2 separate regions of the Mus musculus genome follow, and region 2 is linked to region 1. A link is a loop called in an ENCODE intact Hi-C map of the cell type or tissue named here. Cell type or tissue: left cerebral cortex. All regions are shown on one strand. Region 1 overlaps Fktn (fukutin). Region 2 overlaps Tmem38b (transmembrane protein 38B).

Region 1 (8,000 bases):
ATAATTACAGCAATCTGATGAGATGCATATGGAGAGACAATATTCCTACAGAGAGGCTGCATCCTAACAGACTGCTGCTTGTCATACAACAAAGACAGTTTTCATGTTGAAATTAAAATTTGGAAGTAGCTGGCTTTAAGTTACTTCCTTCATTTTTTTGTTGTTGTTTTGGGGGTTTTTTGGGTTTTTTTTTTTTTTTGTTGTTGTTGTTGTTGTTTTTTCGAGAAAGGGTTTCTCTGTATAGCTCTGGCTGTCCTGGAACTCACTTTGTAGACCAGGCTGGCCTTGAACTCAGAAATCTGCCTGCCTCTGCCTCCTGAGTGCTGGGATTAAACCCGGCTCCAAGTTTTTCTTTTTCTTTCCTTCTTTTACTTTCTGCCAGCCCATTCCCTCAGCTACTCTTGTTCGTTTTAGTGACTACACATTCCAAGGGAGATCTGCAGGGCGGCCCTGAAGCACATCCCTAAGCAGCAGGGAGCAGAGCCCCTCCCCTTCCAGGCCAGGAAGACAGGCATTCACTGTGTCATCTCTCACTGAGAGTGCACAGCTACCCCAACCTACTCATGGGTGTATTTTGAGAAGAAAAAGAAAATCAAGGGGTCCCACATGTGCAGTACTTGGCAGTAGGAAGTCCTTGCCCTCTTACACACAGCAGAATGAAAAATCTAGAGATGGACACAGGCTTTAAAGACAGTGATCTGGAAAAAGGAATAGTTTCCAGGTTCATGTTAACCTTCCATTTTGGAAACTTGAAGTAATATTGGAATAGAAGAACAGTCATATCTTTATGCTAAATAAATTATTATGTAGGCCATAAATTAAACATGGAGCTATGGTTGATAAATAAATAAAGAGTATTTTTTTAAAAATTCAGAGGTATGTCTATTAGTATTTAGTGTGAATATTAAAATTAAGGGCAGAAGAGTTATACATTCATAAAATATAAAAATATTCATGAATAACTTCCATTTTTAAATCTAAGAATGATTGAAAATGAAATAAGGAAAGTAAGCTTTGGGATGTCACACCTTTCGGATAGCATGACTGGATGATTTATCAGCAAGTACCACTGCAGGTCAGGGAAAATATCCTATGATGTCAGGCATTCAAGCATCATCTAAGCACCCACTGTCCACTTCAGATATGAGAACAGTGTATGTCTTGACAATAGCTGATATGGGCTCTCATCTTCCCTTATAGAACCCCCTGTGCTTGAAGCCAACTGTGTACCACACTGCTTATAAAATGAGTTTGCTACCATCTTTTCTCTGTGAGACAAAGTCTAATCACTCACTGGAATATTAACTCATGTTCTACAACCTTAAAAGCAGCACTAAAAATCCTGAGGACAGGCAGGAGTGAATTATTCTTAACTAACATATCCTTTGTAAGCTTCATCCGATGAGCTCACTTTCCAGCATAAAGATTAATTAACATTTTAAAAATTATGATGGAATACATCATATCGTGTACCAGCTCTTCAGAGGGTGAGTAAGTTTCTTTCAAAAGAAAACTGTAGTGCTTACCAACAGGACAAGAGAGGCTGGCATTCGCTCATTCACCAGCTCCTCGTATTCCACCTGGTGCATCAACTCCTCAGGAAATGCTGAATGGCAGAACTAATTAGATGGCCCATGAATCAGAAAACCTTTTCTGTCTTCTAACTTGTCATTTCTCTTCTTTGGCTCTCACATCAGGCAAAAAACCAGTAGTGCTTTAAACAGTTACCCGCCTTCTTTCTGGGAAATGTGCCACCTGAGCTTAGTTTTCTCAGTACAACTGGATAACCTCATCCCACTCCGAAATAGGCCAGATGCCATTGGGCTGCACATTCGGGGGTGAGCTCTTCCAGTCCCATGTCTTGATAGGAATCTTCCAGGTCTTACCATAGTTGGCTTCAATGTAGTCAACCGTTTCACAGGGAACATGCACTTTGATGTCTACAAACTCAGTCCAGCACAGTGTAAACTTGGGAAACAGATACCTGCAGCAAAGCATAGGCAAGCAGGGAGCATTAGACCAAGTAACTTGGCTGCTGTGCATCTTCAAACCTGCCCAGCATCCCTTCTGTCTTCCTGGATTAATGCTATCTCAGTCTTCTTCTAGTCTCTACCAATCTGAAGGAGAGTTAATCCCATCCATAAGCTCCGAAGATGAGAAAAAATACCAACCAAACTATAAACTAAACCAAATCCAGGCTTGGTACTAGCTAAGTTACAGTGACTGCTACAGAGATGGGAGCCTACCAAGATTAGACAATCAAAATCAGATCTGGGATTGTGTTGGGAAACCTAGGGAAAGAGGTGTCATGGCAGAGTTTCCACAAGATGTAAAAAACGGTCACGTTCTTCTCTTGCATACTCTGGCGTTCCAAGGGATATGGACTGAATCCAATAGCACCTCTAGGCTTTCCCCTGCTCTACAGACAATAGCTTTACCTTCTACCTCCCTTTCCTCTTAGAATCTAAAGAGCATCTCTAAACCTGTCTAATACTGATTAAAATGAATCGCTCGCATCTGCTACACAACTGTAAGAATTTGTAAGCTTATGAATTAACCAAAAATAGGCATTTTAAAGGTACTTTGATAATGATGGGCATAGTGACACATGTCTATAATTGCGGCACTTAGAAGCGAAAGGCGTGAGGATCATAAGTTCAAGTCCAGCATTAGTCATGTAGTGAGTTCTAGGGCAGCCTGGACTACATAAGACCCTGCCTCAAAACACAAAATATTTAAATAGGTACTTCAGATTAAGTAAAATTATACATGATATATTACAAAGGAAAACTAAAAGTAGTTAGTCTATTTAGAGTTACATAGGTCTATATTTTGTGTTAAGATTCTTAATGAGAATTTTTTTTCTTCATAACTCAAAAAGGATTTTCAGTAATTAATCCTGAAATGGCAATAATAGGGACCATAAGAGTTTAATATACTAGAAAGCTAAAGACAGAGCAGTGAACTGGAGGAAAGGTATCTGATTATCACGTTTACCACTAAGTGAACCCCGAGAATGGATTCTGCTTTTGAACATCTCATCTCACCACTAAGTGAAATGAAGTCGTATGTGAAGGTCCATCTGAATAAATTCTAAAGAAAGCAGCAAGCGCCTCAGTAAAAGCCAATGGGCACTGGTGGTGAGCGGACAGCCCCACCCAGCTGGCCTCTCTGAGAAGATGGTCACATAAAGTCTCCTCACTGAGAAAGAAATAAGATGCTGCTTAGAAGCAACATCTGCTGGTCCCAATTTTACCCTGCACACTCATAGCCATGGAATTACTCATTTTGTCATGAGACAGAAGCATCTGTCATCAGCCTCCACCCTCCGCAATCACTTGCTGGTCAGCAGAATGTCCACCTGTCCCACACCATCAAGTTGACACAATGAACCTGAAGTGAGGCAGACATGATCTCCCTTAGTAACAGCAGCCAGGAAGCATCTCCTTAACTATTAGTTCTACAGTCTCCTCATACAGCTGAGAGGGAAAGACAACAGCTTTAGGAAGCATCTCCTTAACTATTAGTTCTACAGTCTCCTCATACAGCTGAGAGGGAAAGACAACAGCTTTAGGAAGCATCTCCTTAACCATTAGTTCTACAGTCTCCTCATACAGCTGAGAGGGAAAGACAACAGCTTTAGGACAGACGTCGTAGAAGGCTGCAGACTACACATACAATGCCTGGGACAGTGAAGAATCTGAGAGCCAACCCAGGACATGTAAAATGCAGACACACCATGAAAATCATACAAAAACAATCCAACTCTAGTGTTAGCTTTTGTTCCTACACCTGCCCCTCCCACAACCCCCAGCTGCCAAATCCCCTAAACCCTCCGTGATTCTTGTTTCTCTGCTCTGTCTATTCAACCAAAGAATATCTTAGCATCCTAGAATAGAGAGGCAAACAACCCATAAAACATTTTAACTAATTATGAAGTCAGGACATGGACAGGAGAAGGGCAGGAAGTCACACAGAACAACACACGCCATGTACATTGCCTGGGTCACCAGTAAATACTGATTGATCCTACATCTCTGTGTTACCTTAGATTTAAAAGCTATGATTAAGTCTGGCAGAGCAGTCTGTACTTTAAAGCCTTAGGATGGGATCCACAATGGGAACAGGTTTGAATTTAGACTACGGCACTCTAACTTAGGCTACACAGTTAGGAGATCTCGCTACCACAGAAACTGCCCCATCTGTTCCTAACTTGAACCACTTTGTGCTGCTTTTTCCTAAAATAGCAGTTAGTACAGTTGCTGGATTGGAGAGTGAGCGAGAAAGGAGGATAGGTTTATTTTCCTCCAAAATTCCTTGAAACCAATAAAGCCACTTTGTGGTAGTTAAGAATAATTTTGTCAACGTAATTGTACTATGTATGGACATAATTGCGAAATGAGAAGAAAGCGTTTCCGGCAGCCCAGATCACTGTATTCACTGGTGCTCATTAAGGAGGCTAAGTGAGACAGACCCATCAACTACAACTGCACTTGACCTTTCCACACACTTGCAAGAGCACAGCCAAACTCCCCTCCCCCCAGAACTTCTTTCAAGGCAACACAAACGGTTTATTAACATTAGCATCTTGTATAGTCATCCTCGCTCACTTTATCTGTTATTCCAGAGCCTAAACACCAGCGTTCCACTTAATAGGAGTCCACGAACACTGCTTCTGCTGACTGTAATGGAAAGGCTTCTGGAGTTTCACCATTAAACGTGGTGCTCGCTCTCGGTTTTCACTATCTTCCGTTCATCAAGTCAAGGACACCCCATAGCCCTTTTAATACAAATTTTCTTAAAAGACTTTTGCTTACAGAATTTTTTCAGTGACATCAATTCAGTCAGCAGCCCGCCCTCCAAGCCCTTGTGGCAGGCTGGGGATGGGATACCAGGCCTTCTGCACAGGGATGTGTTCCCTCCAATCCTTTACAGTAAAGAATCACCCTAACATGCGTGTGCACTAGGAAACTATTCTTTTAGCATGTTTCCACCTGGGCTCACAGTCTTACATCTTGTCCCCATTGCTGAAATGCTTGATCTAGGTCTCCTGCAGTAGTTTTTCATTGTTAGCACAACATAGACAGCGAGAAGTGTAAAGGGCCAGACATCTTGGGTTTGGGGAGTAAATATTATCTTTACTAACCCCACTCCCACACCTTGATCAATTGTGCTAAATGTATGCTATACAAAATTTTAAATTATTTTTTTAAACAAACCAACAGGTGGAATTGGCCTCTTACACTGTTTACTGCTTTATTAATTTTTTTGGTTTTTGGCTTGCTTCCTTTACCTGCTCTGCTGGCTTGCATGGTAAATGCTTTCACCACTGTGCCACCTCCCCAGCACCACTTCTGGCTTCTTCACTATGTCTCTGAGTACAGATCTGGGAGGCCTCAACCTTCTCAGCCTTCCTAAGTATTTGTAAATGTTACTTCTGCCTTGCCCTGAATGTGACTTTTAATTGTTGATCACTAAAACTTGATCATTATTATTGTAGCTTTTATATGACTATGGAACATCATCTGCTGCCCTGTATTATTGATAAGGCACACCTGGTACTCTCTTGTTGCATCTCAAGCTTTCACTCCTCCTGCCTTAGCCTTCTAAGTGTTCAGACCATACTATTACAATTAGTTCCTATTCCTTTTTGTTTCATATTTCATTTTCCTATTAATATGTATTAACCATATATAATAATGAGACTCATTATGACATCTCTATACTTTCCACTCTCAAATCTGTATATGTTTAACAATCCTGCTCTTACACATTCATCCAAGCATTAGACTCAACTCTTGAAAACCCACAGTCACAGCATGCTGGTGAGTATTTCTTTTTAAAAACTGTTAGGTGGTTGGTGGTGGTGCACATCTTTAATCCCAATGTGATGGGCACAGGCAGGTGGATCTTATGAGTTTGAAGCAGCCTGGTCTACAGAGTGAGTTCCAGGACAGCCAGTGTTAAACAGTGAGACCATGTCTTGAAAGAAACTGAAAAACAAAATAGTCTCTTTCACTAAACATTTCATAATTCTACCACAAGTGATACCATGTGGAAGGAGTCATAGAGGAATTGATATACTCTCCAGGACATAGGCTGAAATAGTGTCTGAGATCTTATGTCTCATTCTCTACTCCTAAATAAACATACACACACACACACACACACACACACACACACACACACGAGAAAAAAATGAAGGCAGCAGAGGAAGAAATACAATTTATATTATTAATGAGTAGACAAAATTAAGATTCTAGCTATAATTATTTTCTGTCAGATAATTTTTGAAGAATTTCTCTTTAGATGTAATAATTAGATAGAGAGGTTAAAGTTAGGAGTTCAAATTTCACGCCAGATTCAAAAGGATTTTAAAAATCATAGTCTGTTACCTAATTTGTCTAATTAGATGCCAAGGTTTTCATGCAATTAGGTCTTCCTTGGTCAACTTCACTGCCTCTGGCCCATACAGTGCTACTTCTCAATGTGCAATCTCAGACTATTTTGTCTTAGCATCGGTTTTCAAAATTATAAAGTATTTTTGTATTTTTAACCTAACTTAATGCTTTGAGGTGTAATCTTACAGGATGAAATGCATTTATTTTAAGTGATTAAAAAAAAAACCAGCTGGGCGGTGGTGGCACATGCCTTTAATCCCAGCACTCGGGAGGCAGAGGCAGGCAGATTTCTGAGTTCGAGGCCAGCCTGGTCCACAAAGTGAGTTCCAGGACAGCCAGGGCTACACAGAGAAACCCTGTCTCGAAAAACCAAAAAACCAAACCAAAACAAAGCAAACCAGTGAGTGGTGGCTGGTGGTCAAAGGCACTTGCTGCCATACCTGATGACCTGAGTTCAATCCTATACGGAAGAGAACCTGCATGGGAGCGTTTTTGATTCTAGATAGAGCCTGGGGCACTCCTGAGCTTGTGGCTAGTCCTCGGACTCAGCCTACTGGGAGCTGGAATTCCATATGCATACCACTATGCTCAGCCGACAATTCAAATAAATGAAAATGGACAGTTTAAGTCCCCCTCGCATCTGACTTCCTTCATCCATGTTAGTATATCTGGTAACTCATTCCCCTTCAGCACTCAGTAGTATTCCATTGTGTGAATACACAATGAATGCAGCTGCTCACCAGAAGGTGAACAGTTGGACGTCTGGGTAGCATGGTTAAAACCAAACCATTCTGCTTATCTGAATATAACTGTTAACACCTGTACATAAGTCTTGTAATGGAAATGTCTCTTTAGACACTATCAAATTAGTATCTTACAGAATTATGTTTAACAAAATACATGTTTGAAAAAATTACAACTTTGACTTCCCATAGATGTTTTGTAGTACAATTTTCTCCTTGCAATAAAGCAAGGCTCACTTTAGAAGAAACTGCCTCTTCAGTTTCTCCCTCAGTCTTCCTCTTACACCTGCTCCCCCCTCCCTCCCTGTCTGGAGATTCAATTACGGAGACCCAGGATATAATCGGTATATTACAAAATACAAAGATATAAATAGAGCAGGAGATGGGATCACTTGGGAAAAGCCAACACTTTAAATATCCTCATTTAAAGAAATTACTCAAGTCTGCCTTTTAGCTTTGCGGCTGTATGTCCTGCAGAGACAGATGTGTTTCTTGAGAGCTGGAGCTACAGGAGCACAGCATCAGCCTTGGGCTGGGAGTGCACGAGGGACAGCTCCGAAGCTAACTCCATAACACAGAGACAAGCACAATGACCTAGCTTCACTCTTTCACCTCTCCTGCTCACCACACAGCAGAGAGCTGATTCAGAGTCAAGCGGCACCTAGGTTTCACTCAGCCTGAGAGTTATCAAGACGGACTTTATCTGTAATTTAGGGCAGACAGGTTTGCAAAGGACTCTAAAACACTCAGCAGAAAGAACTTGTGTGGGGCTTAGGGGAGATCTATGACAACTCGGAGGGAGGGAAGATCATGTCTACAGGGTACTAAACTTTACAGAGAGAGCAAGTCAATGCCG
Region 2 (8,000 bases), 86 kb before region 1:
TAACACAACCAAAGCAATCATCCGTAAAAACCTGGAAAAAGCAGACTGGATACTAAATTGCTTTTTACGTTACACAATATATATATAAGTCTGTAGCATGAGGAGGAGAAGCCACGTACTTTGCAATGCTCTATACAATTTTTTCATTCATCCATACACTATGAGAAGAAAATTAGGTACATAATTAATTAAGAGAAAGAAGCAAGTGCCTTACCAGTTCCAGCAGGTATGGACTATGCGCATACGATGTCTTTGTTCTTAGGGAAAAGGAGTTAGACAAACCAGCCTTTGGGCAAAAAAGCAAGGGCAGCATTTCTACTCCTACCACTATCTTGACCTGTGTCCCTTAGCTTAGAGTGTAAGTTAGAAATCTATACAAAGACAGAGAGAACTCCCAAGGAAATAGGCTGATGTTGTGGAGAATGTATGTTCATGCATCTGAAAGAATATTGAGCTCAATCTTTAATTTGATTGAAGAAGCTTAGTTATAGCCAGTGAAGTTGTTGCTAATTTAACAGTAATACAGCTGTTCTCTGGTGATCCAGAGTTTTAAACTTTGTTCTTCAGCATCTCCTCAAATACTACCAACATTATTTACTAGAAAATACAGGTTTTCCCCTCCATTCCTAATAGACAGTTTGGTATGTAGAGCACAATACATCTTCTAATGGAGTGATACAGAAAACAGGGCACAGAAAAAAATGTTTGGGCCGGGCGTGGTGGCGCACGCCTTTAATCCCAGCACTTGGGAGGCAGAGGCAGGAGGATTTCTGAGTTTGAGGCCAGCCTGGTCTACAGAGTGAGTTCCAGAACATCCAGGGCTACACAGAGAAACCCTGTCTCGAAAAAAAAAAAAAATGAAAAAAATGCCTGGTTTTTTTTTTTTAATCAAGTGTTAATTTTATTCTAATTCATGAGTCATAAACACAAAAACCTCACATGCATTCACCAAATATAAAATATTTGCCAACACTGCTCCCGAGACCAAATATGGAAGCAAAGGTCAGCCGCTACATTCTTCTTACTCAAGGTCCCACTCACTGCACCACAGTCCACAGAATGTCTGTTTCATTTCATCTCAACACAAGACAGGCGGTGGCTCTGTACAGCTGAAGCAGTTGCTTCTTACACCTCAAAGTGGCTCTCATACACTGCTCCTTACTACATAAAGTAAAGGCTACAGTGCTCATCATTGGATTCCACTGGTTGCTGGATGGCAGGAATCAACTTATCAATCTTATCAACTGTTCTCGAACCAAAAACTCAGCACAGTGAAAAATAGCTCTAAGCTGAATTCAATCTGGAGGCAAAATACAAAACATATCAAAGAATCAATTAATTACAGAGTAAGGAATGAAATATCTGGAGACAATTTTAAGTAAACTGAAGTAAGATGGTTTAAATTTTTTTTACATTGACATATGATATTTTGAAAGTTTTAAATGTAGAAATGATTTCTAGGAAGTTGGACAATGGAGAAAAAAATCATATACACTTAAATAATGAATTGTCTATATATTCTTAATAAAATGAGACAATACTTTGGTATCTCTTATAGATTAGATAAAGAACAGATGCTATAGTTTTCCTTCAGTAGTAACTCACATTAAAAATGGCATGCTCAAAAGAACAAAACCAGTATTACAACAGCTCCATTTGCCTTCCCTAATTCCATCTGTAACATGTGCTCAAACTTATTACACAACAGCAGCTTTTACATTCAACTATGCCATATAACAACACACCATCTATAAGTTATAATTGTTGCTTTTTTAATAAGATATTTGTTTTTTTTTCTTTTGGTTTTTCTTTTCTTTTTTTAAGATTTACTTGTTTATTTTATGCATGTGAGTACACTGTAGCTGTACAGATGGTTGTGAGCCTTCATGTGGTTGTTGGGAATTGAATTTTTAGGGCCTCTGTTTGCTCCGGTCAACCCCACTTGCTCCAGTCAACCCCCGCTCACTCAGGTCAACTCTGCTCACTCAGGCCCAAAGATTTATTTATTATTATACATAAGTACATTGTAGTTGTCTTCTGACACACCAGAAGAGGGCGTCAGATCTCATTATGGGTGGTTGTGGGCCACCATATGGTTGCTGGGATTTGAACTCATGACCTTCATAAGAGCAGTCAGTGTTCTTACCCACTGAGCTATCTCACCAGCCCTCTCCTTTTGGTTTTTTCAAGACAGGTTTCTTTTGTAGTCCTGGCTATCCTGAATCAGCTCTATAGACCAGGCTAGCCTCAAATTTACAGAGATCTACCTGCCTCTACCTCCTGGGTGCTGGGATTAAAAGCACATGCCACCATTGCCCTGCATCAGATATTTCTAAAGTACACATAAAACCTTACATATTAGTGAAACCTCTGTGCCCACCTGAGTTGCCATGGAGCAAAAGGAACAACTCTGTCATGTCCAACAGACTTATGAATGAGCGTGAAAGACAAATGACTGCAGACAAAATCACTCTTGTTCTACAATATAAGTTAGCTATATAATGTTCCGCTGATGAATTACTGGGAAATGTCATTAATTAAACAGCACATCTCTTCTGTAAAGATTGTAATTTCACCTTAAGTTTGTAATATCCAAAAAACCTTTACCTTGTAAGTACCTAAAACATACACATAGATACATATACATATGTATACATACAGGAAAGGAAAAAGAAATGGAATGAGAAGATAATAATGGATTTCTCAGATACTTTTAAGTTCTGTGGGTCAGATTAATAAAAAGAGAAAAATGACAAAGGGTAGAAATTAGTGTAAAATAGGATACAACCAACATAAACCAGTGTAAACAGGTTTTAAGATGGGAGCTGAATTTAGGTTAAAACCAGGGGTTAAGCAGAAGGCGCTTTGCTGGGCTCATCACTGAGAACACTCCCTCTCTTACCATCAACTCTCCCTGTCTACCTAAGGCAGTATCCTTAGGCCAAAACTGGGCCAAACAGAACACAAACCACACCCATGTTAGTCTACTGCAATAGCCCTGGCCTCTGGTTAGGACACCAAAGAAATTTCATGGATATATCTTGAAAAAGATTATAAAACTGTGACTCTTATATTTCCCTCATTTAAATGTAATCTCCTTAAAGAATGCCTGGAAGTTTAAGGAAAACATTATGAGACATAAAATCATTAGATAGAAAAATTATAAATTATGTACTGCCCGCATAAATAAATGGCTTTTTAAAAAGACAACACAAATGAAAGTATATGGAGTTTTCAGACAACAGCTGTATACAGACAGAAGCAAGCTCTTGTCTGTCTTTACCAGTAGATGGTGCTAACCCCCAGGCATGCTACCGTTCTGAAGCTGACCTCACTTGAATATATAATTCCCCAGATCATTTGACTCTCAAAATCAGAAGCAAAGACTGACATGTTATTCTAAATGTTAAAACTTTTCTAATTAAACAATAAGATACACTGTCTTGACTCTAGCATCATTTCTCATATTGAAGAGACTGTAAGGACAACATTTCTATTTCAGAGTTCAAAGCAATTTACTGCTTATGCACCAACTAACAGATGAAATAACCATGGTTTAAATCTGGGCTCTGGATACTCAGGGTCTCCAATTCCTTGGCTAAGTCATTAATTTCTTTGTGCCTTGCGTCACGCTCTGTTAAGGCTAAAGCAGTACTCACCACAGCTTCAAAAACCCAGAATTACAGGGCCCAGATATAACTAGTGACCTGCATCCAGTACAGAGCAAGCAAAATCCGAGTGTGAAGACTAACCAGAGAAGCATGGCACTGTGGCCATGAAACTCTGGCAGCACACACACACCCTGGTTTAAAGATGAGAAAGGTTAAATATAGGCGAGCAAAGAACAGAACAAAATTAATTAACAATGTCAGAATATTCTGATTTTGTAATATCCTTTGTCCAACAAATAACAAAATTCTTTATATCTAGGTAAATTCCAAGTATTACATATATAACAGAGACATGTTAAATAATAATAAATAGGCTTGAATTTGAATTAGAGATAAATATTAGTATGAACTCAAGTCATTTTCTCTTTCTTTACCCTAGCTCATTTCAATAGATGCCTTAGCAGTGTCTCCAATGCTCTGAGTGAACCTTGAAAAAACTATTTCTCCTTAAATGAAACTAAAACTAATTCCAGAAGAAAGGTATAAGAATCTTAAAATACCAAGAGGCATGAAAGCTGAAAAGGCTCCCACTGGCCAAAGATGGAACAGATTCAAATAATGACAAAAAATGCACTCTGTATAATCTCACAAATCATCCTTTAATCTGAGTTCATACACAGGTTTGTTGCTGTTGTTGCTGTTGCTGCTGCTGCTGTTGTTGTTGTTGTTGAACTGACCATCTTTGCAGGATGACCAGCAAACAAATAACCAAGCAACAGCCCTGCCTCTCTCTGAGAAGTACAACAAGCTAAATAAAGATCGGGCAAGTCAGAGTGTTGATAAATGCACGTGTGTGGCGGGAAAGGAAGGAGTATCAGGAGCAGTGGCCATACATCACAGCAAAGAGGACAGAGGGAGGGAGACTCTGTAGGGATGGACAGTAGGTCATGAGAAAGCTCAGGCTGTTGTTCCTGAAAAGACATTATTGCACGCAGGAGTGGCACACTATAACTTATTTTAAGATAATCACTTCATCATTATGTGAAGAATATCTAGGGGGTAATGAATAAAGCAACTAGCCCACCTAGGAAGTTACTGAAAGTCCAGGCCAGAAGTGGGAGGACTAGTACTTAACACTAGAAACAGGAGAGATAGGACGGTAACAGAATCTGGCTATCTTCCTTTTTATATAGTCTCAGCATTTATACAACATTAAAATAATCCAAAATGCTAGTATCTCTGTAAACGACCACTATAGACTGGAAGTCCTTTACAGTGCTTCTGGAGGACGATGCTAGGAGATGAGTCAGTCAGTCTAAGACACAGGGCAGCTGTCATGCGCGGAGGCTCTACAGTCACACTTGTTCTGACTCTAGCCTACTCAGAAATTATGGCAACTGTTCCCTGGTCTCAATTTCCTCGCTGTCAAGTGGAAGTAGTAACAACAGCTGCCTCTTGTGGAGGGTGAACAGAACGCACTGGAAGGCAGGCTGAAGACTGGGGAGGGTAGCGCAGGAGAGAGCAGGGAGCTTGGGAAGGATGGGGAGTCGGCCAAAACTAAGCATGTATGAAAATGCCATAAGGAAACCTGTCACATGTAATCCAATGCTTTTAATTCTTAAAGGGTTGGAGAGGTGGCTCAGCAGGTAAGAATAGTGGCTGCTCTCACAGAATACCTGGCTTCCTTTTTCAACATCATAATTGTGGCTCACAATTATGTGTAATTTCAGTTCCAGGGTATTCAATGTCCTCTTCTGGCTCCTGAGGGACCAGGCACATACATACATTCGTGTTATATATACATACATACATACATATGTACATACAGACATTCAAGCAAAACACCCATACACATAAAACAAAAATAAATAAATCAGCCCGGCGTGGTGGCACACGCCTTTAATCCCAGCACTCGGGAGGCAGAGGCAGGCGGATTTCTGAGTTCAAGGACAGCCTGGTCTACAGTTAGTTCTAGGACAGCCAGGGCTATACAGAGAAACCCTGTCTCGAAAAACCAAAATAAATAAATAAATAAATAAATAAATAAATAAATCTTTAAAAACATAATTATAGTAGCTACTTCACAGGACTCATAGTATGAAAATAAATATAAAGAATTTACCTAATATCTCGTTCAATACATACTAGCTATCGAATGATTAACTCCACTCCACCCACCTTCCACAGCCAAAAAATATAAACTACTAAGAGAAAGAAAGTAGTGATTTTACTGAAAGCAAGCAACACCCTGTGAAATCTTTGAAGACTTTCCTGTGTAAGTCTGGTAGTATAGTCTCTTTCATTCTCATTTGATAGAGTGAGTTATGATTTAGATACCAACTACTTGAGAGAGAAATTTGTAATTGTTGTTAGTAAAAAAAAAAATCCTAATTTAACACCAGATTAGATTAAAAAACAAAACACAGTAAAACTTGGAGGAGGCTTAGCCTGCAGAACAATTCGATGGAGTCAGCCATTCCATACCTGATTGTATAGCTTACACATTTATTGGATGTTTAGAACAGTTATAGATGAATTTAACATTTAGCTACAAATCAGAGAAATGCAACATATAGTTCCATAGTATTTAAGTAATTTTTTTCTCTTAAAGTCACCAGGAAAAGATTTTGTCAGGAAAAAAATTATAATAGCTACTTGTGGTGGTTTGAATATAGTGGCACTATTTGCAGATGTAGCCTTGTTGAAATAGGTGTGGCCTTGTTAGAGGAAGTGTGTTACTGTGGACGTGGGCATGAAGATCTTCATCCTAGCTTCCTGGAAGTTAGTATTCTCCCGTTGTCCTTCAGAACAAGAAACAGAACTCTCAACTCCTCCAGCCCCACATCTGCCTAGACACTGCCAGGCTCCCATCTCGATGATACTGGATCTCTGACCCTATAAGCCAGCCCCAATTAAATGTTGTCCTTTATAAGACTTGCCTTGGTCATGGTGTCTGTTCACAGCAGTAAAACCCTAACTAATAATATACTACTTCACAGGACTCGTGATGTAACATGAAAATGAGTCTTAGCTGGTACATAATTCTAATTCAATAATTACTAGCTATCAAGTGAGTAATTCCACCCACCCTTCCACAGTGATAGGTTTCCTCTACTACTTTACCATTACCACTATTATTTGTAACATCCATACCTGTTTGTAACGACTTAAACATTCACAATTATTATAATAAAATGAATTTTTGGTTATTTTTCTCACTGAGTTGTATGTGCATGATGCGCAAAAGGCTGCATGCTATAGTGAACGTGTGGAAGCCAAGAGGCTTCTCTGGGCGGCCGATTCTCTCCTTCAGCTTTGTGTGAGTTCAAGAACTAGAATGTAGGCTGCCAGGCTTAAACGGCTAGCTCCTTTACCTACTGCGCCCTCTCACCAACCCCAGGAAAAATGAATTCCAAATGTTCCTTATATATTAAATTGATAGTGTTTTTAAATTGAAAGCATAGTTTACTTTAAATAAAACAAAGCATGTTGATTAGAATCAATATATTTTAACTTAATTAATCAATCTTGTTAAGAACCATCTAAATCTGTATGAAGAAGAATCCAAGCCAATTCCTACTATCATTTTCCCAATTCATGTTTAAAGATGTCAGAAGCTTGGGGCTGGAGAGATGGCTCAGAGGTTAAGAGCACTGACTGCTCTTCTGAAGGTCCTGAGTTCAATTCCCAGCAACCACATGGTGGCTCACAACCACCTGTAATGAGATCTGACGCCCTCTTTTGGAGTGTCTGAAGACAGCTACAGTGTACTTACATATAGAATAAATAAATCTAAAAAAAAATGTCAGAAGCCTTTACATAATCCAATAGCCAGATGTGGTGCAAAGCTGTAACCCCAGCACTGGGGAGGCAGAGGCAGGTAGATCTCTATGAGTTGGAAGACAGCCTGATGAACATACTGAGTTTCAGGACAGCTACACAGTGAAACTCTGAACTTATCTGTCTGTCTGTCTGTCTGTCTGTCTGTCTACAAATAAACAAGCAAATGATGAAGCCAACAAAGAAGAAGAGACAAGAAAAGCTTGGACTTTTTGTTTAGTTGTTCACATTTACATTTTTTAGGATGTCATAATTCTATCTAAGTTTATTTCACAAAACAAAATATTTGGGCTAATATTTGATGTTCTCTAATGTTAAAATGTTCCCACAAACACTAAAAACAATTTCCACTGGAAGAAGATAAGAGGAGGAAGGGGAAGAGGCAAACTTTGCACTTAAAGTCTTTGGCACTATTCGGGTTCGTTCATTGCACATGCATTAACTTAAGGACATAAAAAAGGTTAAAGGAAAAAGATCCATTTTACTGCAATCTATTAAACAATTCTTTAAAGATCTCATAGTGCAGCCTAAGGGCAACTTACCAGATTG

Evidence for each region. Peaks named below come from ENCODE experiments on the same cell type or tissue, not always from the same donor. Only the 100,000 strongest peaks of a DNase experiment are listed, where the experiment ranks them.
Region 2: it touches region 1 in a loop (2.9-fold over the local background); 11 of 42 quality-filtered maps call a loop at or near these places.

Annotation. Positions count from the first base shown.
Region 1 is chr4:53,755,158-53,763,157 of GRCm38, reverse strand. It overlaps Fktn (fukutin), which reads right to left. Exons shown (of 10, transcript NM_139309.5): 10 at 1-1,984. The coding sequence ends at 1,771. Among named protein-coding and RNA genes, the nearest start is that of Tal2, 21 kb to the left of the region's middle. In left cerebral cortex, no CTCF peak of the experiment used is centred here; DNase peaks (open chromatin) are centred at 1,734, 3,262 and 4,207; H3K27ac peaks cover 335 bases.
Region 2 is chr4:53,840,777-53,848,776 of GRCm38, reverse strand. It overlaps Tmem38b (transmembrane protein 38B), which reads right to left. Exons shown (of 6, transcript NM_028053.2): 2 at 7,994-8,000. Among named protein-coding and RNA genes, the nearest start is that of Tmem38b, 19 kb to the right of the region's middle. In left cerebral cortex, CTCF peaks have their summits at 3,296 (motif pointing right) and 5,061; DNase peaks (open chromatin) are centred at 3,303 and 5,008.